Linked DNA regions of Homo sapiens: all the other regions are linked to region 1. Evidence: chromatin contacts called from ENCODE Hi-C or POLR2A ChIA-PET data. All regions are on one chromosome and are shown on one strand. Each heading gives the region's core, a stretch centred on a gene start or an enhancer-like site at or near the end of the contact. The rest is flanking DNA. Distances are from core to core; before and after follow the strand shown.

Region 1 (6,093 bases), core at 1,225-3,724:
ATGCTAGCATTGAAGTCTTTCTTGTTGCGCCTGGCTGTGGTGGTCTGCACCACTATCTGTGTCTCCAAGCCGCAGCCCACTCCATGGGGTCCTGATGGTTCCCTTCTGAATCTAGGGAGGACAGCAGGCAGCAGGGACCCTCCATCGCTGTTGCCACTTAATCCCTTTAGCATCCTCAAGATAAGCCCAGTCTGTACAAATTCAGGTTCATTTTATTTCTAAAGTCCCAGGAACAATGTCAGAAGGGAATTACAGTGAAGAAAGAAAGAGTTCAAGTTCCAGCTTACCTAGACTTCCTGCAGAGCCTCGAAAGAGAAGGCAGGGTTGCAGACATCTTTGTTTCATCTGTCCAGCATCCTCTCCCGTGCCTTGGTACTGGGCTTTGAAGCCAGGCTGCCTGGGTTTGCAACTTGCCACTTATTAACAGTGTGACCTTGGGATAAAGGCCCACCTTTCAGAGCCACTATAGATTGGTTATTGGAATTGCTGGTTTTGTTAGGTGTTACAAAATGTCAGGGTTTTTTTTTCTTCTTTTGATGCGTAAACTGAGGTATTAGGGGATAGGAAATGATATGGTGTTTAGAATTTGCTTTAAAACATATTCCAATAAAAGGGCTGGACTCAGTGGTTCATGCCTGTAAACCTAGCACTTTGGGAGGCTGAGGCGGGTGGATCATCTGAGGTCAGGGGTTCGAGACCAGCCTGACCAACAGGGAGAAACACCATCTCTACTAAAAGTACAAAATTAGCCAGGCATGGTGGCACATGCCTGTAATCCCAGCTACTCGGGAGGCTGAGGCAGGAGAATCGCTTGAACCTGGGAGGTGGAGGTTGCGGTAAGCAGAGATCATGCCATTGCACTCCAGCATGTGTAACAACAGTGAAACTCCGTCTCAAAAAAATATATATATATATGTATATATATATATATATAAAACAACAAAAAAAGAAGGTCTCGATGCGGTGGGTGGGGAAGGGCAGAGGAGACAGGTTGATGATGGTTGAAGCGAGGTGCTAAGTACATAGGGTGGGGTTCTTGTGCTCTCCACACTTCTGTGTACTTGAAAATTTTCATAACAAGAGAAAACAAAAAATTAAACAGAAAATGAGGTTTTCATTTCCTCCAGCAAAACAAACATAACAGGGACTTAGGATGTACTTTTCCCAATCGCTCCTCTGGCAGAATATTTTGATCCTCCAGCTAGCTTCCGGCTCTTATCCTGTTCATCTGTTCTGTAGATACTGGCAGGAAATAGGCTCTTCAACAGGGCCTGCTAGGTCCAGTGCTAGGGAGTAGAGCGTTTTGGATTCTACGCCTACATTTTTTTTTAAGTGACCAGTTTTCTAGTTGAGATACTTGAAATACAAAGTCTCATGGTGAGGTCTTACCCTCTGCTGTCCCATTCCTTTTTACAGGCCATCATGGCGTTAATCTTATCTCCAAGGAGAAAAATTGGGAAGAGAGGCCTAGATTCCTCAACAGAAGCGGGAAGGAAAGGTTTGCAGAATGAAGAGTGTGAAGTGAGGTTTGTGGTTTGAATCATCCGAATGTCAAGGAGAAAAGAAGAAAAATGAATCATCATCATTTGACCACGGTATTTACAGCTAGCGGAAGGGACAAGAGGAGAAAAAAGCAAGGGAGGAGATAAAGGAAGAACGTCTCAGAATAAAATTGGGGTGGGTGGGGGGAGGAGGAGGAAGACAGTCTAAGAAATTGGTTTGGTTGCACCAGTACTGGCCACAACACAAAAATTTGTCCATTCCTGGTTGAAATTAAAAATAAATGTGCATGCACATGTATTTGTCTGCTGTGTTTAATCAGATAGCGAGGCACTCCTTTAAGCACCTTGAAGACCCAAAGTTGCGCTCAGAGGCTGCCCACCTGGAACGGAGACCGAGGTTGAGCAGGGAGCTACTCAGAGGACCCAAAGCCGCCTAGCTGACCACCTTCTTCCCTATGAGTTCCCAGTAACGGAGCCCAGTGGAGGAGACGCTACACTTCTCTGTGGGGACAGAGGCTAAGGGCGGGGGTCTCCATAGAGGCGTTAGCGCCCACCAGCGGCAGTGACCGCGCACAGGGAGGTGAAGAATGCGACCACGGTGATACGTCCAACCTGGAAAACGGGCCTGAGAACCAAAGGGCCAACTTCTGGCCATGCATAACGAAGCAGAGCAGTCTCAGGGTAGAAGGCACTGGAAAAGCGTTGTAGGACAATTTTTCCCAGTAGAAACGGTGGGGGTGGGAGGGAGACCCGCTCACCCCTTTTGACCCACCCCTGCAGCTCAGCCACGCCTCCTAGGGAGGTGGGCAGCCTTGCAGGAGCCCGCGCGAGGCTGCAGTACCGCCCTCCGCCACATGAGGGCAGCACGGCCTACCCGTGCAGCAGCGGCGGCCCCCGCGCCCCTCTTGGCCAGAGCCAGGCGCAGGCCGGCTTGCGGTGCCGTCGTTCATTGGCCGCGGCGCGGGCGCTGCCATGTTGGCGGAAGCGGACCCCCCTGTGCCGTGGAAACTGGCGGTGGCCGCGGCCGCCGAGTCGGTCTGCGCAGCCTCCTGCGTTTTCTCGCTTGGATCTTGGCACTGAGAGGCGGTGGCCGGCGGGATGGAGAAAAGTAGGATGAACCTGCCCAAGGGGCCGGACACGCTCTGCTTCGACAAGGACGAGTTCATGAAGGTGCGCGCGGCGTCCGCTCCCCGGAGCCGGGCCATGAGGGTGCCTCTGCCCTGTGCCCTCTGTGGCGGTCTCTTCGGTCGGCTGCTCCTGCCTGCGCACGCTCAGTGTCAGGTCCTCCGCCGAGACCTCGCTGCACTTCGCAATGAGTCTTTTGGCGTCAGGTTTGGCGGGTGCAGCCTGGAGAAAGCACTTCTGTAAAATCGTGCGTGTTACATGGAAAGGCCTGAAAGTTCTGGGCAAGTGGTTTTGAGCTGCATGTCAAAGCCACTGTTACCCGTTCCTGTTACCATGCAGTGCAGTCAGATTGCCAGTCCCCTTGTCGGAAAGAAGCTTGTGGACCGGGGCCTTGGAGCTCATTAAGTGTGTGTTGAATAAATCTCCAAGCCCACGTACTTTCCTAGGGACTCGGGTCGGAAAGAAAAAGAACTTAATCTGAAGTTTTGCTTAACATTCAGCTAAAGCTTCCAGAATGGGATATTTAGAAGCTTAGAACATTCTTACCGACTATTGCAGTACGACAAAGCAAACCATTACTCTTTAAAGAAGTTGCTCTACTTTTTACGTGATGCATTTGAAGAAGTTGGTAGTTGTAGGTCATAAACTTAGAGAAAAGAAATATAAACTGAAAACACTTCACTGATGATAAAGTTCATCAGGCACAGCCTTGAAAATGGCCAGGCTTTGAGTGAGAGCTGGGAGGAGCTTTGCTCCTACTTGGTGTATCCCTCTGGGTCTGCACTTAAGCCATTCAAAAAATGTTTCTATTTAATTTCCTGAGGACTAGGATTTTTGACACCTTTTAGTAGCTGCTTTCAGTGTTAAAAAGCGAAAAGTTTTAGCTGGTTAGTAGACATCTACAATTTTGAGCAAGTGAGTTGAAATCTTACTCTGCCTTTCTTGGTGACATAATGTTTTCTAGATTAATTAGCCTATCTCTTTTTGATAATATTTGCATTCAGATTACATCTCCAAAGCTGTTTTTTTTTAAAGTAGATCTGTATCTTCTCCAGTGTGACCATATCATTTTTCGTATGTAGGACTTATCTATACCCAGGAATAATGTACCTTATTCTTGTAAGTGATATTCCTATTAGACCACTGTACTAAAAGGTGTAACTTCATTAGGATGTCTCAAAGAATGTACAGAATCAACTCATTGATCCAGAAACCCTTCGTTTTGCCTACTGGCTAAGAGCTACCCTGAAATGAGGGTAGAAAGAAACAGCTAAGGGTACATGCTGGGGAGAGGTGCCCTGGAAGAGGAAAGGCCATACACGGAGATCAGGGGCCTTGTTGACGTCAAGAATCTCAGAGTACAGAATAATCTCAGTTTGTCCATCTCTTGACTTCTTAAGGCTCAACACCAGCATCTTCTCTGACTCACTAGCCCCACCACCTTTCCCACTCTGAGTTGACAGAATGCCTTTGGTAAATGCAGCTTCAGGAAGTGAAATCACAGAAATACAAGTTCTAAAATAGAACTTAGAGTGCAAACTGGGGTGGTGGCTGGAATGCCAGCAATTGCATATTTCGTGGCTCTGTGAATATGCGGTACATTTTGTAGTGCTTATAAAAGTGACAACATACATAGAAGAAAATACATAGAACAGCTGTTCTGTGTAAAATTTTGTTGATTTTTTAGGTGGAGCTTGAAGATAAAGGTTATTTGCAATTTGTGTTGCCTTAAACATATAAAACTACATATAAGTTGCACTTCCATGGCAGAAAGGATGGTTGGAACACTTGTCCAGGCTATATTTCTATGTTTGTGTCTCATTCAGCACATTTTGTAATTGGATAGGTTTTGTACGTGTGAGAAAGTTGGGATATGACATTTGCATTGGGAGATTTGAGATTGCTTGAAAATCCAGATTTAAAGTTGCTTGAAATCCACTCTCTTCTGTTATTACCTCTCTTCTGGTATTACGTCTCTTCTGGTGTTGATGGGAAACTGTGTTTAGGTTGCCATAGATCATGAGGGCATGCTAGTGCAGTGGTAGCAATTGTTCAGTCAGTGGGCATTCCATGATCACCTGCTGTGTGCAGGTTTCAATGGGCCTTGTATACTGTACTGACGGATTTGCACTTGATTTAGTATTCATTGTGGAGTTACAGTCAGGTTAAAAGCAGGAAATGACATGATCATGTATGTTGCAGTTGGAACTGACTGGTGGCGGGAGGCTACTTAAAAAGTTATTTCAGTGGTTTTTATGAGATCTGAGAAATACAGGAGGGGATAGTTTGTGGAAAATATTACGTAAATGATCAAAAAGCAGGAGTGGCAGATGAACGAATCACTTGAGGGGTCAAAGGTGGTAATGGCATGATACTGTTGACTTCGTCAGCTTAATAAAATATACACACTGAGCAACATAGTGAGAATGCATTTCTACAAAATATTGAAAAATTAGCCAGGTGTGGTGGCACATACCTGTAGTCCCAGCTACTTGGGAGGCTGAGGTGGGAGGATTACCTGAGCCTGTGGAGGTCAAGGCTGCAGTGAGCCAGGATTGCAGCACTGCACTTCAGCCTGGGCAACAGAAAGAGACCCTGTCAAAAAAAAAAAAAAAAAAAAAAAGAAAATGTACAAACACTCTTAGAGAGGGTTGACAATCAGTAGATGAATTAGGATGTAAGATACTGGTAGTAGGAGAGAGGTGGTAGGCTAACAGGGATAACTTAAACCCACTTAACCTAGGTATGCTGTGGCAATCATATCCTTCTGTCTCACGTATGACTTCATGTGTTTTACAGAAAAAATAGAGGCCATCAAGCGGTAGCTCCTTCATCTTGCTGACAGCAACCTCGTTCTTGCATTTGTACCTGTTCTCACTCCCATCATTAACCTGTTGTGTAGGGCAATGGTCCCCAACCTTTTTGACACTTTTGGAAGACAATTTTTCCATGGACCAGGAGTGCAGGGGATGGTTTTGGGGTGATTCAAGCGCATTACATTTATTGTACACTTTATTTCTATAATTATTACATTGTAATACATAATGAAATAGTTATAAAATTCACCGTAATGTAGAATCAGTGGGAGCTCTGACCTTGTTTTCTTGCAACTAGACAGTCCTGTCTGGGGGGTGATGGGAGACACTGACAGATCATTCAGCATTAGGTTTTCATAAGGAGTGCCTAACCTAGATCCCTCGCATGTGCAGTTCACAGTAGGGTCCATGCTCCTATGAGAATCTAGTGCTGCCACTGATCTGACAGGAGGCGGAGCTCCAATACAGAGTGGCTGTGAATACAGGCTGCGCTCCTCCTGCTGGGCCACCCGGTTCCCCACAGGTAGTTGGGGACGCTGGTGTAGGGGTCTTTCCTTCCTCCTGAGGTCTGCCTCCCATGCCTGGATCCGGTGCCCTCTCCCTTCTCAGGACCCTGTTATTCCCACCCTCTCCACACTTCTTCCCATTGG
Region 2 (6,093 bases), core at 2,647-5,146, 540 kb before region 1:
GGAAGAGCTTGCAGCAGATGGGCTTCTGTAGGGGAACGTTTATACCTTGGGGGTTCCGTTTCGAGAGTCCTTGATTTATTATTGTTTACAAATGGTGGTTGGAAATTGTTCATTGATTTGACATAAAGCTGCCCAGGCTTATTGTAAAAACACCTCTGCATCCAATTAGAATGACAGACACTTAGTGTGATGACTCAGGACAGTTGATGGCCTTAAAAAAAAAGCGAACAGATTAAATCACTCTCTGTTTTTTCATAGCCATTGATGGAAACAGATTCTGTGGGGTAAATAACAGAGTCTTGGGTGGTGGAAAGGTTGAAGATGTCCAGTAGTTGTGGCAGGGCAAGGATGGAGGACTTTTTCTTTGCAGGGGCAGTGGAGAGGCGGGGCCATGGGTGAAGACTGGAGAATACTCAGAAGGTAGCATGGACGAGAGTGTTGTTTGATGACTCTGCATGTGACCAGTAGTGACATTTTACTCACTGAGGCTCATATTGAGGTTAAGCCCGAGGTCCATTGGCCTTGCTGAGATCGTGTTTAGAACACAGCACTGTGCAGTAAGAGACTCCTATAACTCTATCAAATTTGCATTTGGAGGAATTGTAAAGAGCCTCTGTTACCTCCTAGGTGAGGCAGTCCAGGAAAACAGTTGCTAGAAGGAGCTATCTGCAGAAATAGACAGTTGTGGTCCTTTCATGTTTTAATAATTGTTCCCTGGATTTCAAGGAGTCAGTCCAAAATCCCCGTAATAGATTTTAGTAACGTTCATGGAATCTCAGTTTGCACATCATGAGACCTTTAGTGTGGTGTTTACTGTCTTCACCTTAATATACTTTGTATCCATGAGCAACCTTGCTACAGTCATGCAAAGATGATTATTTTTTATTCAGCAATAATTAGCCACAGTGTTGAGCACCCAGATGCCTTCCTGCAGCAGCCCCCCTTTTCTCCCCAGCCAACATCTGCAACTGTGAACAGATTTCCATCTTCAGCCTTGGTGGTTGGAAAGAAATGTAAGTCACCTTTTTTTCTGGTTGGTTCTGGGGCAGATGCCACCAGGCTGCAGAGGCAGTCTGTGTCTGTGGGGCTCACCAGGGCATGAGTTCTGCTCCCAGGAAAGAGATTCTTGCAGGATTTTGTCTGTGGTTCTAAGGAGACAAGTAGGTGGCACACAAAAACAGAAAATGAAAGAACCCATCCCTCCAAAACCACACACACAAAGCCAAAAGGAAAAAAAAAAAGCACATAATTATCATGTAGGCACTGTTGCAGCTAACCCTGATTTTGGCCTCAATTCTGAAACAAGTTAGCTGGTTTAGACAAACCCCTTATTAGGTAATGGATTGTTATTCATTCCTCCCCTTCTCCTAGTCATTTACTCCGTGAGAGCTGCTCCTACCTGACCTTCCACTGATTTTGGTAGCAGCATCTCCCAGAGCGACTGTTTCCTTCTTCAGCAGTGTTCCTTACTCAGGGTGTAAGATCTTAACCCCACAGAGCCCCGTATCAGGTTTAATTAACTAATTGATTCAGCTTGTGCTTACTGAGTGCGAGGCAGTCATGTGCTTCTGTTTGGTAAATGGCTTCATTTTCCCTCTAACTCCTGAGCGTCCTGAAGCTTCTCTTATGGTTCTCTCCAAAGGAGTCAGCAGGCTGGCTCTGCAAGGGTCAGTAGGTTCTGGGGTGGTGGGGGGCCGAGGGAGGCAGGGAGGTTGGCTCTGTCTTTATTTGGCATAGAGCTCCCCGAACAGGGTCTCTCCTCCTTTCTCCAAAGGTTAATGGAACCACTATCTTAAAAAGCTGAAATCTTATCTTCTGGGGTATTTGGGTAGAGAAGGCTAGGGAATCCCTTTTCCATGGTGGTGCAGTAGGTTCTCAGAACCAGCTGGTGGGCCTCAAAGAGAGGCGGCTGTATTTTAGCCTGATAATCTTGATTCCTGGTTTCCTGGCTCTGTAGCATCAGAAATGGGAAGCTTTAAAAGCCGTGCCTTGTTGGATGCACCGAGTCATAAAATAAATGTGATGTGCTGGGTGGGGGAAATGCGGGAGGAGGGAAACAGGTGGTTGGAGCTGCTTCGTGATGGCCGCCCACCCTGGCTCTCCTTTCTTAATAGGCTTCAGAAATCCTGGAATGCGTAATTCACCAGCTCACAGAGTTCCACCCATGTCCCCAGTGGCTTCAAAATGTAAATGACATTTGCAGTGCTGGGAGGTAGGAGGGCGATCCCGTTCCTTCCCTGGATCTCAGTCGCAGAGGTGCTGGCTCATGTGCCTGAGTGCAGCGGCTGGCCCGTCATTACTGGTCTTTGCAGGAAGCCACTCTGAAGGCACCTGGGCCCTTGCCAGGCTGAGTCACAGCTGACTTAGGGAAATGCCACACAGGACGCTTGCAGTCCCCCCGTTCTAAGCGTAGGTTTTGCAACTGCATACTCGGAAAATGAATCAGAGTGGGGGAAAGTGTCAGAGAAACAGCAGAAATGGAATGTAGGCAGGAGGGCCACAGTGGCGCTGTGGATTCAGACCACACCTTCGGCTCTGTTTGGGGCCCTTCCTGTAAGGAGCGTACTGATGCCAGAGGCTGGGGGTGTGGAAGGGAAGCTGCTGTGCTGTTAGATCCATTCTGCTATTTAGCCAGCCTTCCTTTTCCCAGCTGGCACAGACAGGATGTGTTAGAGAGGTGCTCAGACCTCCTTTCAGAGCAACTGAATCATTCTCCAGGAGGGACAGGGAGTCTGAAATGCAAACAGGTTCCCAGGGTTATTGAAGAGCAGCCAAACTGAACACCCACTGCTCTGTGGACTCAAGCTGGTTTTAGACATTGTTTGGTCAGGACCAGAGCCGAGCTCTGGGGCCCACTGGGGGCTCTTGTCGCACCATATCATTGATTCTACAATGCACATTTCCCCCGCCTCTCATGTTTTAACATGTCTGAAATCAGGATGCATCTTCCATGGATGGTGTTTCAGGGTTTCATTGATCGTGTTTTTCTTCCTGAGTGGCACACAAAATTAATGGTGCTCCCTAGAGTTGATGGTCCCTGCGGTTCAGTGAACCGTGTTGCTCTTGTGTAAGCTCCTGTGGGAACATAGAGTCTCTGTGTCCCACCTTCTTCCTCGCAGTGGTCAGCACGGATGAGGTGGGAGTTGCATAAATGTCAGCATTCGAAAGTGAGGGCGTCTGTCGGTGCTGTCTCACTGTGGGGCTTCAGAGAACGTGAGCACCTGTGTTTGCATTCTCCATCAAGGTTCATGTCCTGTTGGCTCATAAGCATGATTATATCCATTATACAAACTGGGGCACAGGCACCCAGAGAGAAGTCAAAAGACTTGTTCAAGATGGACAACTAGGAAGTGGTGGGGACAGACCAGTCCTGTCTGATGCCAGATCCAGCGCTGTATCTGCCAGTCAGCATGCACACTTTCATCTCTCCAGCCTCTTCCCACTCACCTTTACTCAACATTTCTGGGCCTCCATAGTGATTGTAGTAATTCGGTAAAGATGATTCATTTCTTTAGTCCGGTCTTCGGACTTGACTTCTTAGAAGCAGGTCTTGTGCAATAGTTGCATATTAACCACTTGGTGACACAGTGCATGAGGGTATGCCAACTCTTTTTGCTCATGGCCGTGCAGTGCAGAATTTCCAGGCATTGTCCGCTCTGTTTCCTGGACTTCGGAGTGATAGCAAAGTTTTGTATTCCCTGATCAGCTGTGTATCTCTGAGCAGCAAGTTGATCTCTCTGTATAAGGGTGACTGTGCCCATGGAGGATGGCATGCAATTGCCTAAAGATTTCAGTCTGAGAATCTGAGAAACGATACTGAATGGAGATGACAGGCTTAGTGCCTGCTTCCAGGAGCCATGCCTCCTCCTGGCCTGGAATGAATACCTAAACACCTGAGGCTCTGAGTTCCGGCAGTGTGCTGAAACTGCTGTTGGTCTGGCCCACTGACCCGGAAACCCAGCCACCTGAGGTTGTGACTTTAGGGCTTCTAGTTTTGTATTTAGCTTTAATTCCATCTGTGAGGCAGTGGAGACTGTTCATTTTATTTTACATCAAAGGCTTTTGGAGGTTGAGATGGGAACAGGATGATAGAACAGTAATGCATAATTATGGAGCATTTGCTGTATGGCAGGCATTCGTAAGAGTGCATTTGTTGATATTATTGTTTGGCCTCTCCTGTCATTAGCCCTAAGCAGCTACACTTGCTAAGCTCTGTGCTAAGGCTGCAGTAAGCAGGCAGGCAGTGCGTGCTGGTGAGCTTGGGCAGTGCTGGAGTGTGTCTTGCCCAGTGTGGGGATGAACATACACCCTTTCATGCTCACAGGTGCCTTAGCCTGGATGATAATGTTTAAGTTCATTCTGTTTATATGCACCGTGTCATTAAACAATGCTGTGAAAAGGGCACTATTATTTCCCCCATATTTTCAGTGATAAGGCAGAGGCCCATGGGCTCCTTGTAGCAATGGAGGCATTCCTTGAGGATCCAGGCAATCTGACTCCCGAGTCCCGGGGCTGGACAGAAGGAAGCTGGCTCCGAGAGCTAGACTGCAGTGCAGAGGAATTCCACGCTCCGCAGGTGCTGTCTTCAGAAGTTGCATCTCGTCAGCAGGATGAGTGCTTTTGGAATAGACAATCTTAAATGTCATAGTGAGGTGACTTGCAGAGATAAGGAAGGACGCCAGCCTCAGGCACTGACTGATGAATCCAGATGGTGACTTCCTCCTTGCAGGAGAATCAGCCACTTACACAGACTGGGAGGGATTCTACTGAGGGAAAAAATGAATTCGCAGCCAGGGACAGTGGCTCATGCCTGTAATTCCAGCACTTTAGGAGGCTGAGGAGGCAGGAGGATCACTTGAGCCCAGGAGTTCGAGACCAGCCTGGGCAACAGAGCAAGATCCTGTCTCTACAAAAACAGAACAAACCAACAATTAGCCAAGTGTGGTGGCACACACCTGTAGTCCCACCTACTCGGGAGGCTGAGACGGGAGCATTGCTTAAGCCTAGGAGTTTGAGGCTGCAGTGAGCTATGATTGTGCCACTGTACTCCAACCTGGGTGACAGAGCAAGAATGTTAAAAAAAAAAAATTCTCATTTCTTCTCATGGACTTTGTGTGTGTGTGTGTGTGTGTGTGTGTGTGTGTGGTTGGTTGGTTGGTTTAAGCCATGGATTAAAGAAAGGAGAACTATTTCCTGTGACTAAAAGTGGTTTACATATTGGTGCTTTAGCAGGAATTTTGGAGGGTGGCTTAAGTGAATAATTAAAACAGAAATCTTCCTAGACGATGTTTATCACACTCAAGACATTAAAAATTAGAGTCAAGGGACTGCTAAGACTTGGGGTGCTGGTGGGTGAGGCTGCCTTTCAGGGAGGCCATGCTGTGAGTTGAGAATCCTAGGCCACCTTGCCTGCACTGCCAGCTTTGCAGCTGTGGGCACATCTGGATCCCCATTTCTGTGCGGGTGCAGACAGGTGAATGTTACCTGCGTGCATCATAAAATGCTGTGAAAGGGGTCACAGGTATTGCCCAGGCTTGGGCAGACTCATTCATAGGGCTCACTGGCTTGCATGAGAAGGGATGCTGGGCACGGTAAACACAGAAGGAGAAGGCAGGCTCTGCTGCCAGGAGCTTGCACCCTGAGCCACGTGGAACTGGTTTGCCTGTGAAGCAATAGGCACAGTCCTGAAAGAGCACAGTCCTGAAAGAGCACTTCTAATTGGGCATACAAGCAAGCTCATAATAAAGTTCTCCTAGGAAGTTTTCCTCATGTTTTGAAGATGATACACTTAGTCCCTGACTGGGGATGGTTTCGCTTACACTTTTTCAACTTTACGATGGTGTGAAAGTGATACACGTTCAGTACGTTCCTCAATTAACAATGAAGCTATGTCCCGATAAACCCATCATAAGTTGAAAATATCCTAAGTCCATAATGCACTTCTGATATAATGGTATTTTCAACTTACAGTGGCTTTACCAAGATGTGGCGCATTGTAAGTCGAGGAGCATCCATCCCTGATGGGATATATAAGGATGAGATTTATGCACAGATGTTCCTCAGCTTATGATGGGATCATGTCCCAGTAAAGAC
Region 3 (6,093 bases), core at 1,461-3,960, 520 kb after region 1:
ATAAGCTGATTTATGTTGTAGAATTGAGGTGGTGGGGATTGAGAGTGAAAGCTGTCAGAATCCAAATGGAGTCACTAATGTTAAAAAAAAAAAAAAAGAAAGAAAGAAAAAAAGAAAAAAAGCCCTGACAGAGCCATGAAGGGAGAGTTTTCGTGCATAAATACCTCGTAACAAAAATGACTACAAAAGACTCCAAAACCTACAATCTTGCAGAGAGGCCATCATAACCCTACACCAAAAAATACTTCTATCAGGACATCTGCCCAGCAACTACCTGTCCAGCCTTGAGCTGGCATCACCCCTGTTATTGATATTTGTAGCCAAGGGTAATTATTTCAAAACAATTATTCAATCTTCCTCATTTTTTTCCCTTAAAAACCTCTGTCTTCTGTTACCTCCCTGAATACACACAGAGTTTACTATGGCAAGCATCTTTCCATTGCGGTACTTTTTTCCCAAATAAACCTCTCTTCTTTTAGAGAGCCTGTCTCTTTGTTATTTAGGTGACAAGAGTGCATGAGAAATGCATAGGTGTAGAATTCTGATGTACTAGATCACCTCCTCCCCGTGGAAAACAAAACTACACTCAGTCTGAGTGGAGGAGTGCTTGAACTGTAAGTCCTTCTGTACAGGAAAGGAGTTACACACCCCTCCAGGAGGCCACCCCTACCCCCAAGCAGTTTGTTTTGGTCCGAAAATGACAAAGGAGACTGGACTTCAGCCATATGGCTGCTGGTTTGGGGCAGACCTGTTCACAGTAGAACCATAAGAGGTTATGACTTCCCTTGTGGTCACCAGGAGGCTGGGCTGAGCCGGCGTAAATGATGGCACTTGCTAGGGTCACAGAAATGCATCTTTAAGTGCATTCAATTACAGACCTACCCATACACTGCGTTTCTGACATGACCCTGAAGATTCCATAGCACATTTCTGGAAGGCTTATCTGAGAGTTGCAGGCAGGATCCAGCTCATTGTGGCTTTATCTACACAAGGCAGATGAGGACAAGGTTGTTACCATCTCCCATCTGTGGCTACTGATGCCTGGTTAAATAATTGTTCCAAGTCCCCTAGCTGAGGGGAAGTAGAGTCAGGTCTCTTAATGCTGTGCGATGCTCTATCTGGCCTTAGCTTGGCCTACTCTTCAACTTTGGCACAAACTGGAAGCAAGCTGCAAAGCCGGACTAAAGGTTCATAGGATTTTAAAACAGAGCCTGGCGTGGTGGCACAGGCCTGTAGTCCCAGCTACTTGGGAGGCTGAGGTAGGAGGATTGCTTGAGTCCAGGAGTTCGAGGCTGTAGTGAGCTATGATCACGCCACTGCACTCCAGCCTGGGCGACCCAGAGAGACTCCAACCGCCGCCCCCACAACAAAAACAGAAAGTAGGAAACGCCGTCTGTATTTGCAACTAGCTCGTTTAGTTCTCAGACATGAGTATTATGACAATATTCATTTGGCATTTCAGGATCCGAGCGAGGGAAAGCCTAAGCGAGCTGCTGAGTGGGGCCAGTGGTCCCGGGGCGTCCTGACTTCCAAGGCTCTGGGCCTTCGTGCTGCGGCCAGGAGCGCGTCGCCAAGCGCCTCCCCAAGGGTCCCCCTGCAGGGGTTCCTGTCCCCTAGGCACAGAGCCCCAAGCCCTGGGCGCAGGCTGCAGCTTCCCCCTGCCTGACCCCGCCAGCCTGCGCCTCCTCACCCGGGGACTAGCAGAAGCCTGGGCCCGCGCCTGGCGCTACGACTCCGGTCTTTAGTCTTTGTTTGGAGCACGGGAGAACCTGGGACGGAGGGAGGCATGACTTCAATATTCATATCGTTGTTAAATAAACGATTTCCTAATTTGTATCTGTTTCATGCCAGCGTGAAACTTCTGTAGGCAGAGCCGGCTGCGCTGCCAGCACTTTCTTCTGCTCGTCCCCACCCACCTCTGCCTCCCCCACCCAGCCTTCCCTCGGCAGCAGCGGGGAAGAACAGCCGAGCAGACCAAACAGCCGGGGCCGCGGGTGGGAGGCTGTTCCCGCAGCTCGTGGCTGGCGTTGGAGAATGTGGAGATTTTCCCATTCATAAAAGGAACGTCTCCGCTTGCCGCCTTCCCGTCCGCCGCACACCGCCACATCCGCAGCGGGGTAGGGCTGGGTCTGGGGGCGCTGGGTTCCCAGGGGTCTACCCGGGCGCGCTCTCGCCTTTCTCAGGAAACCCCATTTTGTGAGCGGCACCGCGTGTCCTCTCTCAGTCCGTGCACACAGTTGACCTGGAGCGCGGATGAGCACCCTTGGTTGAAAGGAAGAGACAAAATGGCTTGTGGTTCAATTCATAAATAAAACCTCACCCTTGGACTTCAGGCTGCCCGACATTTTGGGACTTGGATTTTTTTGCTTTATCGTAGTTTTAGGAAGCGACTGTCAGGCCATGTTGCCTATCCATTTCTAAACGACTGGCTTTTTAGGATCCCGTTTTCACCCTTCTATGGCGGTGGGTTGGGGGTGGGGTGTGGAACTGGAGTGGCCCAGGGAGACGATGGCAGGGGCGGGGCGGGGCAGGTCGTTGTACTGATTCAAGATACAATCTCCATCCAAATAATGGATTGTTATTAACAATGATCCTCCCTGCAAAACCCTTAAAATTGCCCCTTGATTCCCTAGCAGCAAGAGGCGAGCCCTTATTCGCTGAGCTGAAGCCTCCTCCCCCCTCCTCCCCATTACTCTCTGCTCTGGAAATTACAACTCCTCGGCGCGCCGCGCGGGGAGGCAGCGGCAGCGGCGGGAGGGAGGCGGGGAGGGGATTCCCGAGCCAGCCGGACGCTCGCCCTCCGCCCGCCGGCTGCAGCGTCGCGCGGCCCAAGGTCAGAGGCGCCGCAGGAGCAGCAGCTGGGAACCAGGGAAGCGGGTCAATCCCGGCCGCAGGGAGAAAGCCCCAGGGCGCAGTCAGCCGGCGTCCACAGCCGCCCAGGAGTAGGGTGAGCGGCTGTCTCCGGGCCGGTCGGGTCCCGCCGAGGTGGCCGCGGCCCCAGCGACCCGGCGGGTGGCGGCCCAGGGGTCGGCGAGCAGGCAGCTGGAGCCCCACCTTCGGCTCCCGGGCGCTGTCCGCCGCCTCGTGGTGCTGATCCCAGCCCCACGGCTGAGCGGCCTTCGCACCTGCCTGTCTCACCTCGCTATCACCCCGATAAGGAGTTGGGCCGGGGCAGAAGGGGGGCCTCGGGGTAGCCGCCCACCGGAGCCAGGGGCTGAAGCAGCGAGCGCACAGCAGCCCGGCCGCTGGTCCTGGGGTGGAGAGGAGGCGCGCGCTGCAGCCGGCGGCGGCGCTGGTGCTGATTCATCACCTAAAGCTCCTCGCAGGCCACCGCGAGGGCAGCCGACCGGCTCCGGAATCTGGCCGCAGGTTGAAGCCGCTGGTGCGGGACCCTCGGGCAGGAGGTGAGGACCCCCTCCCTTCTCTCGCCCCTCAATCATCTTAGGGCGGTGGCTACAGGACAGAGAGAGGGGCGTGCCCCTCGGCTGTGAAGTGGGCATGCCCGTGTGATGCCCCCGCCCGTCGTCTCACCGGGGCGCACCGCGCTGGTCCTCCTCCGCCAGTCTCCCGAGCTCCGGCCATTCATCCCCAGCGCAGAGCAGCGCTGGCAGCCGGCGCCGCGATGGAGGAAGAGCTGAAGTGTCCCGTGTGCGGCTCTCTGTTTCGGGAGCCTATCATCCTGCCCTGTTCCCACAATGTCTGCCTGCCTTGCGCTCGCACCATCGCGGTGCAGACCCCGGACGGTGAGCAGCACCTGCCCCAGCCGCTCCTGCTTTCCCGGGGATCGGGGCTGCAGGCGGGCGCCGCCGCCGCTGCCTCTCTGGAGCACGACGCTGCGGCTGGCCCGGCCTGCGGCGGTGCAGGCGGGAGTGCAGCTGGCGGCCTCGGCGGCGGTGCGGGAGGTGGCGGAGACCACGCGGACAAGCTCAGCTTGTACAGCGAGACAGACAGCGGCTACGGGTCCTACACCCCGAGCCTCAAGTCCCCCAACGGGGTTCGCGTGCTGCCCATGGTGCCCGCACCACCCGGCTCCTCGGCTGCGGCGGCTCGGGGTGCCGCCTGCTCCTCGCTGTCCTCGTCTTCGAGCTCCATCACGTGCCCGCAGTGCCACCGCAGCGCATCCCTGGACCACCGCGGCCTGCGCGGCTTCCAGCGCAACCGGCTGCTCGAGGCCATCGTGCAGCGGTACCAGCAGGGCCGCGGGGCCGTGCCGGGGACGTCTGCAGCCGCGGCGGTGGCCATCTGCCAGCTGTGCGACCGCACCCCGCCAGAGCCAGCAGCCACGCTCTGCGAGCAGTGCGACGTCCTCTACTGCTCTGCCTGCCAGCTCAAGTGCCATCCATCCCGGGGACCCTTCGCCAAGCATCGCCTGGTGCAGCCGCCGCCGCCGCCGCCGCCGCCCGCCGAGGCAGCCTCCGGGCCCACTGGCACCGCCCAGGGCGCCCCCAGCGGAGGCGGCGGCTGCAAGAGCCCGGGAGGCGCGGGGGCGGGGGCGACTGGGGGCAGCACGGCCCGCAAGTTCCCCACGTGTCCCGAGCATGAAATGGAGAACTACAGCATGTACTGCGTGAGCTGTCGAACCCCGGTGTGTTATCTGTGCCTGGAGGAGGGCCGGCACGCCAAGCACGAGGTGAAGCCGCTGGGGGCCATGTGGAAGCAGCACAAGGTGAGCCCGCGGGACGCGGGAGTGCAGGTGCCAGGGAAGAGGGTACGAGGAGAAAGGCTTTTGGCCTCTCCCTTGGAGAGCTGACAGAAAGTCGGTCAGAGGGTCAGGCAGGAATTACCTCACTCATTAGCCATTCATTCCATCAGATAGTCATTTGACAAACAGGTAAGGGACTCCCGGTACTTTGGACTGGATGCTGGAGATGGGAAGGGTATGGAAAGATGACTTATTAGGTCCCCACCCACCCGAGGTTTTAGGATTTATGTAGGCACAGGGCACCCAAAACGCAGACACAGGGCTCTTTTACTCCCAACGTCTGACTAATAAGTTACCTTGATGGTCCCTTTTGAGTTAAGGCATGCAGGATCTCCTTTTCCCCTCTGCCACCCTCAGCAACTTATGGCTGGCAATGTGTCCTTGTATCTGATACTGCGAGAAAGAGAGGAGCCATCAAAATCTGGTTAGGTCCTTGATCAGACCCCAAGTCAAGACTAGAGTTGGTTTTTCTAACATTCACCTAAATTTCCCATCCAAATGCCAAAGATGAGCAATTGGACTCACTTCCCCAGAGGTCAATGAACTAGGCCTGGCAGAGTTAGAATCTTGTGGGAAGGACCCCTAACCGCCTCTGGAACTTCAGACACCAATTATTCCTTGTAGTCTTACCAGTAAACAGTCACCGCAGAGGCAAGAGGTCTCCACACAGCCCAGCCAGAAATATATATTTGAATTGAGGAGGAAAATAAAGTAATTGGCCAAGGCTATCCAACTGGAAATAAGCAAAAAGGTGAGCACAGATGAGAGGAAGAGACTAAGAGACTAACCATTCCTATATAGATTTGTTGTTCATATATAGTTACTCTATAGTATTATCTGCTATAATGAGCATACGTTGTTATTATAATTTAACATTTTAGAATAACAAATTAGAAAAAACAAACATGAAACACTTTAGGAATCCACCTTTAAGAGGAGAATTTGCATAATACATATGAAAAAAAGATAAATATGCAGTCAAATCCCTAGTTCTAGAGCAGTAGTTCTCAACTGTGTCCAATTTTCACCCCTTACCCCAACCCCTCCCCAACATTTGGCAATGTCTGGGGACATTTTTAGTTATCACACCTAGAAGGTGCCACTGGAATCTAGTGGATAGAGGCCAGGGAAGCTGATAAACATTCTACAGTGCACAGGAAAACTCCCCAAAACAATTATCCAGCCCCAAATGTCAACAGTGCTCTGGAGAGAAATCCTGCTCTATAGTTACACAGACCTGTATCCAAATCTTAGGACTTGCAATTTACTAGCTGTATGAGTCTAGGCACAATTTAAAACCCATTGGAAAAAAATACCAAACTTAAGACAATTGCGGTAAGGATTAAGTATAATACTGTATGTTTAGCCTCTAGCAAAGCACCTTAAATATA
Region 4 (6,093 bases), core at 1,636-4,135, 520 kb before region 1:
GAGAACTCCCCCCACCCCCACTATTTGTTTACCTGGTGGTACTGTCCATGGGGGAAAGATAACACCCATGTCAGTTTCTTCCTTTTATTTATCAGTTTCTAGTCAGTGGTAACCAGATAGGGCTTTTTGCTTGTTTGGTTTTATGGCATTATGTGGACTTACACATTTGCATTTCAGCTTATTCCAGTTATTATTATTAGGGTTCACATTTTCCCAGCTTTGGTCAGTGAAAGCTGCTTGAGGTGGGCCCTACATCCCATTGGCGTGATTGTCATGGCCTTTGAGGACCGTGTTGCTGTATACTGTGGTAAGATTCCCGGGGTCACATTGTCTGTTCCTGCCCCAGACCTGGAGTCAGCCTTTCCCAGAGAGCCCTGGTTCTCTGTGCTGGGAAGCGTTTGCGGTTCGCTATTGGGCTCAGGGCGGCCTGCTTTCCTGTTCCTCCCCTGTGCCCTCGGCACCTGGCCGGAGCATCTCCAAGCGTCTGCCACCATACACTGCAGTCCTCACTAGCCTCTTGCATGCGTTGGGGGTGGGGGTGGGGGTGAGTGGGCGGTGTTAAAGGCTACACCTGGGATTCTCCAGGCCTCAGCAGCTGGTGTTGTAAGGTTACATAGTAACAGTGTTAACCAGCTTGCCCTGTCTTTTCTCAAAGTTCCACCCATTCAGTTCCAGGGGTCCAGGACGTGCCTATCAGGAACAGCCCTTGGATGCCCTTGGATGCCTGCCTTGTGGATGTCATCTGCTCCCATGTCAGCCATCTCCAGGGCTCTTCCCGAGAAGAGGGCAGTCCCCGCCAAGGGTGTTGCCTCTCAAACCTGCCAAACTACAAACCCTCTTGGTACCTCCACACATCCCTGGAGTCGGCTTTGGGGAACACTGTGTTCCATGTCTAAGTGGAGTCCCGGGCCTCTCCCCTCCAGTGTCGCCTGTGCCAGCTGGACACGAAGCAGCAGATCAGTCATGAAAATGGCTGCTCAGCTCCGATCTGCCCTTCCTTCCGCAGGACTCAGGGACGCACAGCTCCCCAGGGCTGGTCACCCAAACAACAGCATTCCTTTCTCCTCGGCCTCTCCCCAGGCTGCTTGGGAGAGAAAACTTCCCTCATCCTCCTCCGCACACACTAAATGCCCTGCCGGTATCTTCTTTCCAGTGACTGTGGCCCCAGGTCGTCACACATGGCCAGACACAGCTGAATCTCAGGCTAGATCATGTTGGCACTGCTTCCACCCCTTGGATAAAATAAAATTCCCAGTGACTTCCTTAATATTTTGATAGGCTGAGTGGCTTATATGCAAACTTTGATGTAAACACTAGGCCAGAAATTGGTTAACTGTGGTTTAGGACTCCTAATCTTTCTCCGGATTTATTGAAAACATGTCTTAGAATGGTACGCACCAAGTGGTTCTCCCTGGTACTGCATCCTGCTGGCCACGTACCCTTTCCTGATGCTCCTCTGAAGGGAGGATGTTTAACGCAATGATCTCCAGCCAGTGTCCAAATGGCATAGAGCCACTTCCTTGTTGACATTCCCTGGGATCTGGAGGTCACTTCCAGCTCTTTCCTCTTTTCTGCAAGAGCCATGGTGCTGCACCTGCCTGCTGTGTGCTGGCACATGCCTGTGGGGTTGTGAAGGCTTTGTATGGGTCCCTGGACCACACCTGAGGAGGCGCTGTCTTAGTCCCGTGGCGGGCGGTGGGGCAGGCTCCCTGCACTGGAGGAAGCACCAGCAGGCTTTTGTGCGTGAACAGACAACTCTGTTGGCTTTCCTGCCCTCCCCTGTTTGCCTTCTTGATTTTTCCCTTCTCTTTTTGTTTCTGTCTCCATCCTGGTTGCATTCCCTCACTCCCCTCTTCTTTGTCCCTGCCAGGTTTCTGATGGGTTACTTCTTTGAGGAGGAGAACCCTACCACCATTCCAGAATACTCAAGGCAAGGTTTGAGGGGAGAATTAGGCGGATGTCCATTTCACAAGGCTTTGTTTTTGCCGAGGAGAACATCAGTGTCTGCCTTTAGTAGGTTGCCATCATCATAAGCAATAATAGCTGACTGTAACTCAGGGACTGTGCTGGGAACTTTCCATGCCCACGGAGTCAGTCCCTTCAGCAGCCCCAGGAGGATGAGTGCTTTTGCATACCCCACTTTGCATAGATCCCAAAAAGGGGACATTGGGACATTGGGAGCATCAGTAACTTGCTCGAGGTCACACAGCTAGAAGAGGGGAGGAGGGATTTAGAATGTATTTATTTATCTTATAACGTTTATTTTTTGATATATAAATTTATATTTCCCTTTGTAGTTTATTTAAATACTGTTATGCTTTTTTTTTTTTTTTTTTTCAAGGGACAGGGTCTTACTCTGTTGCCCAGGCTAGCCTTGAACTCTTGGGCTCAACCATTCAAGCCTCAGCCTCCCGACTAGCTGGGACTGTGGGTTTAGAATTTGAATCCAGTGTTCACCCTTCCTCCTGAGCGGTGCTGTACATTATGAACAGGTTGTTTGCCAGGAACTGGGATAATGCCATTTTCCTCATAAACCTTTGCCCCGCAAGCATGGGTAGACAGACAGCTGGTGCTTTCCTTGGTTATATTTGGCAAACTATATAACCAAACCAAACTTGATTATATTTGGCTAGTGGACCAGTTCTTTTGTAGTTGGTTAGAAAAGAAAAGATATCGCTTTCCCTTGAAAGAATTCATTCTCCATGAGATTGAGGTTCAGAAAATCTGTTAAATAAATCCCAAGCCCTGAGGCCTCCAAATCAGTGGCTGCTCCGCTGCTCCTCTCTCTCCCTCGACCTGGTCTCTCAGTGACCCCCTCATCTTTTCAAATCATAGCATGTTGGGACAAGTGTTCCAGGGAAGGCCTCTGTCAGTGTTTAGCTTACATTTCTTGGGTGTATCTTTTTGACAAAATTTTCCCCCCAGGGATAAGGAAACCAGAAAACCACAGTGGATCAGCGTGCAGGAATGCATAAGGGTGGCTCTGTGTGTGTGTGTGTGTGCATGTACATACGTGTGTGTGTGTGTTCATCCGTGTGTGTGTGTTTTCCTTCAGAGCATTTTAAAGGTCTCAGCTATTATTAACATGAATTTATTATCTATATTTAGGATAAGCCCACTAAGGATGATTTGGGATGAGCTGTGAATCTGTGGTGTATATATAGATCTCTGCACACGCGTATAGTGCATATTTATGTCTGCACGTACTCCTGGGCGTTGACATCTGCCTGTGGAATGCAGACATCTCTGTGCAGGGTTGTGGCCTGTCGTCTCTTGATTGGCAGTTGAAGTGTCCCGCATCCCCTTGTTATTAATAACTTGCTTGGGGCTACATTGAGTTGGGGATGTGCAGTAGTGATTTATCAAGACATTGTTATAAAGACACAAGGCTGGTTGTAATAGTCTAATCAGAACAAGTGTATTCAAAGTGGCGAGTTTCAAGCATGCTGTTTAGGAGACTTCACACTTATTTTCAGCGTTCAGAACATTGTTGAACCTCTGCTTTTGGCATCGTGGTCACAGCTAGTCTATGAGCCTTAGGAGAAATTATACTTGCCATTTGGTGCCCACTGTGAGTTTCTGACCAAGAACAAAATTTCCAAGCTTGATCACCTGCCTTATTCGTGACGCTTGGCTCCAAGTGGTTGTTAGCTGTTTCCAAAAAACAAATGTGCTTTAGAGGATGAACATTATGCTGTTGTCTCTGGGGGCCAACCCGTTAGGGGAGTTCCAGAAATATTTTGAATGATGACAGCATCATGGGAATACCAAGGGTCTCCCCAGGGGACTACTTTGAAGAGGGGCACATGCAGGTTGGTCATGTCTTTGTGTGAGTTCCAGGGTTCGAAAATAACTGACGTATACTGGTTGTGTATGTCTGTGTGTGTGTTGCCCGCACAGCTAAGTTTAGACACCGAGCTTTGGAGACCTCTGAGAGCCGACTCCACCTTTGATTTTCAGTTGTCTTTCATTTTGTACCCATTTGGTATTGTCTTGCTTGAGCCTTTGTGGAAATAGACCTTGACTTCATTTCTTAAGTCTTTTTTACTTTCTACGATTATGGAAAGGAAAAATATATATTTTATTTAGAAGGCAACAGGTGTACTTATGTTCTTCTCCTATATGATGGGTAGTGGAAATGTTTTAATTGCCTTCTTTTGTCTACTTTAACCTCATGATCATTGCCTTTGTTTGCTAGTCTCTCAGCATGCGTGGTTTTGAAAATGACCTGCACACTTAGCAGATGTGATACAGAAACCAAACCCCCGAACCACACTGTCAGGGGACTCTAAAAATGTGAAAACACCTGGTTTTGGTTTCTTAGTCATTCTGTTTATTTGGTGAACTCTGTAGCTTCAAACGTACAGCTTTGACCACTTAATGAAAGCATGTGGATAGTGACGTGAGGATGACCTGAAGATATGACTCCCTGTCCTTTGGACTAAGTGGCCTTTAAACCAGTCACGTGCCTGGCTCAACTTTAAAAAGAAGTAAAGACATTGTCATTAGATCTATACAATGTCAAGAATATTACCCGGCCTGGATTTAGGTGGAAATGAATTAAGTGCAAGTACTGATAGGTACTTTCTGGGGGTTAATTTTATTATTTTCTTCTCTTTAATTTTGATGTAGACATGGAGACAGCAGAGGGAGAGACACCAATTCTTAAGCATGTTGTGTGCTGGTGTGTTGCAAAACATTGCTGCAAGAGCTGTCTATCACCCGCAAGAGCCCTTCTGACCTGATCTGTGGTCGTACTGGACTTGTGGCAAGCTGGAATGTCCCCTTGTCACCAGTGGCGTGTTAATGTTACTAAAAAGCAAGGAAAATATAATTGAGTTCTCCCTAAATCTACCTGTGGCATGAAAAAATCTCTCAGGTTGCATCATGTCCAGAAATAACTATGGTGGGGCCTAATGGGAGTAATTCCCTGGCTCCAGGTATTTGGAGGAGGCAGGCAGCACTTCTCATTGGAGTGATTTGGAACCAAGGCAGTACATTTTCCTGCTGTTCCTGAACAATCTGAAGTTTTGCAGATCCTTGGAGAAATAAAAGCCACAGTCTTGGAACCTCCCACCTTCTTTTGGCCTGAGTCCTTCTCATGAATTCAGCAACCAAAATGGAGTCATGGGGACGGGTGGGACCTGCCGTGATGGTCCCACCTGCATTACCCCCATGGCAGACTAGGGTGGTGTGGCCTGTCTGGGAATGTGGTCTTTCTCTCTGAGAACCCAGCTATGTGGTTAGTAACTCAGGATTGTGGCCCTGTGGTTACTGTGCACTAATCAGCCCTCCAAACACTGGAGGAGCACACCCTGGTGTCTGCACCGCTGGCTGTTTTCAAGAGTGTTGTTCTCTTCCACCAAACAGCCTACACTCAGCCCTGCACTCAGATTTTGCTTTATTTGTTGATGAAGCTGGAAAGAGTCCATTTGACGTGTAACCTGGTCTCCGCTAAGCGGTTGTTCTCTATTCTTGTCAAATGTGAAGGCTTCCCAAGCCTGGTTATGCATTGTTGGCTGCCAAAGAGGGCCAAGTGTTTGAAAGTGAATACCAGATTAGAGAATTCATAAATGAAGATGCAATAACCCATCACACAATTAGAGTGCAGGATCCCTTTCCCACAATCAGAGTAACAGAGATGGGACTAAGGAAGTTGTACAGGCCAGAGAAGGGAGGGGGCTGTGGGGAGAAAGAAGGAATAGCTGGTTAGAATGTCCCTGTGTTTCTCAAATTCTGCAGTTTCCTAGCGACCCCTCCCTCAGGAGTGTAGCGAGGCCTGGCTGGTGTTTGACAGCGTCACATATTTTAAATTAAAGGCAGAGTGAATAAGGAGAGATGAAAGGTTTACTGCGTTTGGATCGTGAGTCTTTCAGCCAAGATCGTGTCTTAAATTTTGTATCTTGTAATATCGTATCTGTGGGATTTCGTCAATAATGCTGACAAAATCTGAAGTTGTACAAAGGGATAGTGGGAGTTTCTCATCAGAGGTCATAGATTTTGGTGGGTAAGAGTGCTGCTTGCTTAGAGGGGTTTTGGCAGCTGCCTTCAGGCAGTGAGAAACTGTTAAGGTAGGAAGGAGAACAGACAACT

What was found. A loop is a pair of places that touch in the nucleus more often than their neighbours do. ChIA-PET counts read pairs that join two places held with the same protein, here RNA polymerase II (POLR2A). Pooled maps may share reads with other maps.
Region 2: a loop to region 1 is called in a map with no recorded cell type, with 5 times the contacts of the local background. The contact joins the enhancer-like site here to the promoter of COG2 in region 1. A Hi-C loop is called at or near these places in 2 of 37 single-sample maps with no recorded cell type and 3 of 50 pooled maps. POLR2A ChIA-PET finds 5 or more read pairs at or near these places in 2 of 52 experiments (activated CD4-positive, alpha-beta T cell and naive thymus-derived CD4-positive, alpha-beta T cell).
Region 3: a loop to region 1 is called in a map of chondrocyte, with 2.9 times the contacts of the local background. The contact joins the promoter of TRIM67 here to the promoter of COG2 in region 1. A Hi-C loop is called at or near these places in 1 of 168 maps with a recorded cell type or tissue (chondrocyte). POLR2A ChIA-PET finds 5 or more read pairs at or near these places in 1 of 52 experiments (activated CD4-positive, alpha-beta T cell).
Region 4: a loop to region 1 is called in a pooled map, with 5 times the contacts of the local background. The contact joins the enhancer-like site here to the promoter of COG2 in region 1. A Hi-C loop is called at or near these places in 1 of 37 single-sample maps with no recorded cell type and 3 of 50 pooled maps. POLR2A ChIA-PET finds 5 or more read pairs at or near these places in 1 of 52 experiments (activated CD4-positive, alpha-beta T cell).

The regions. Positions count from the first base shown.
Region 1 is chr1:230,640,007-230,646,099 of GRCh38, forward strand. It overlaps COG2 (component of oligomeric golgi complex 2), which reads left to right and starts at 2,475. Exons shown (of 18, transcript NM_007357.3): 1 at 2,475-2,672. The coding sequence starts at 2,601. LOC124904545 (a long non-coding RNA gene) reads right to left here and starts at 691. Exons shown (of 2, transcript XR_007066935.1): 1 at 288-691; 2 at 1-111. RefSeq lists silencers at 2,269-2,408, 4,022-4,141 and an enhancer at 2,499-2,718.
Region 2 is chr1:230,102,500-230,108,592 of GRCh38, forward strand. The region is part of intron 1 of GALNT2 (polypeptide N-acetylgalactosaminyltransferase 2); the gene reads left to right. Among named protein-coding and RNA genes, the nearest start is that of GALNT2, 38 kb to the left of the region's middle. RefSeq lists enhancers at 1,928-3,127, 2,499-3,220, 3,187-3,256. Within about 2 kb of position 3,897, at least 15 of the 41 ENCODE cell types and tissues checked have a DNase peak (open chromatin) inside an H3K27ac peak, as active enhancers do.
Region 3 is chr1:231,159,348-231,165,440 of GRCh38, forward strand. It overlaps TRIM67 (tripartite motif containing 67), which reads left to right and starts at 2,711. Exons shown (of 10, transcript NM_001004342.5): 1 at 2,711-4,666. The coding sequence starts at 3,623. RefSeq lists a silencer at 2,753-3,068 and an enhancer at 2,977-3,611.
Region 4 is chr1:230,119,631-230,125,723 of GRCh38, forward strand. The region is part of intron 1 of GALNT2 (polypeptide N-acetylgalactosaminyltransferase 2); the gene reads left to right. Among named protein-coding and RNA genes, the nearest start is that of GALNT2, 55 kb to the left of the region's middle. RefSeq lists enhancers at 3,501-3,630, 3,641-3,850 and a silencer at 4,592-4,886. Within about 2 kb of position 2,886, at least 9 of the 41 ENCODE cell types and tissues checked have a DNase peak (open chromatin) inside an H3K27ac peak, as active enhancers do.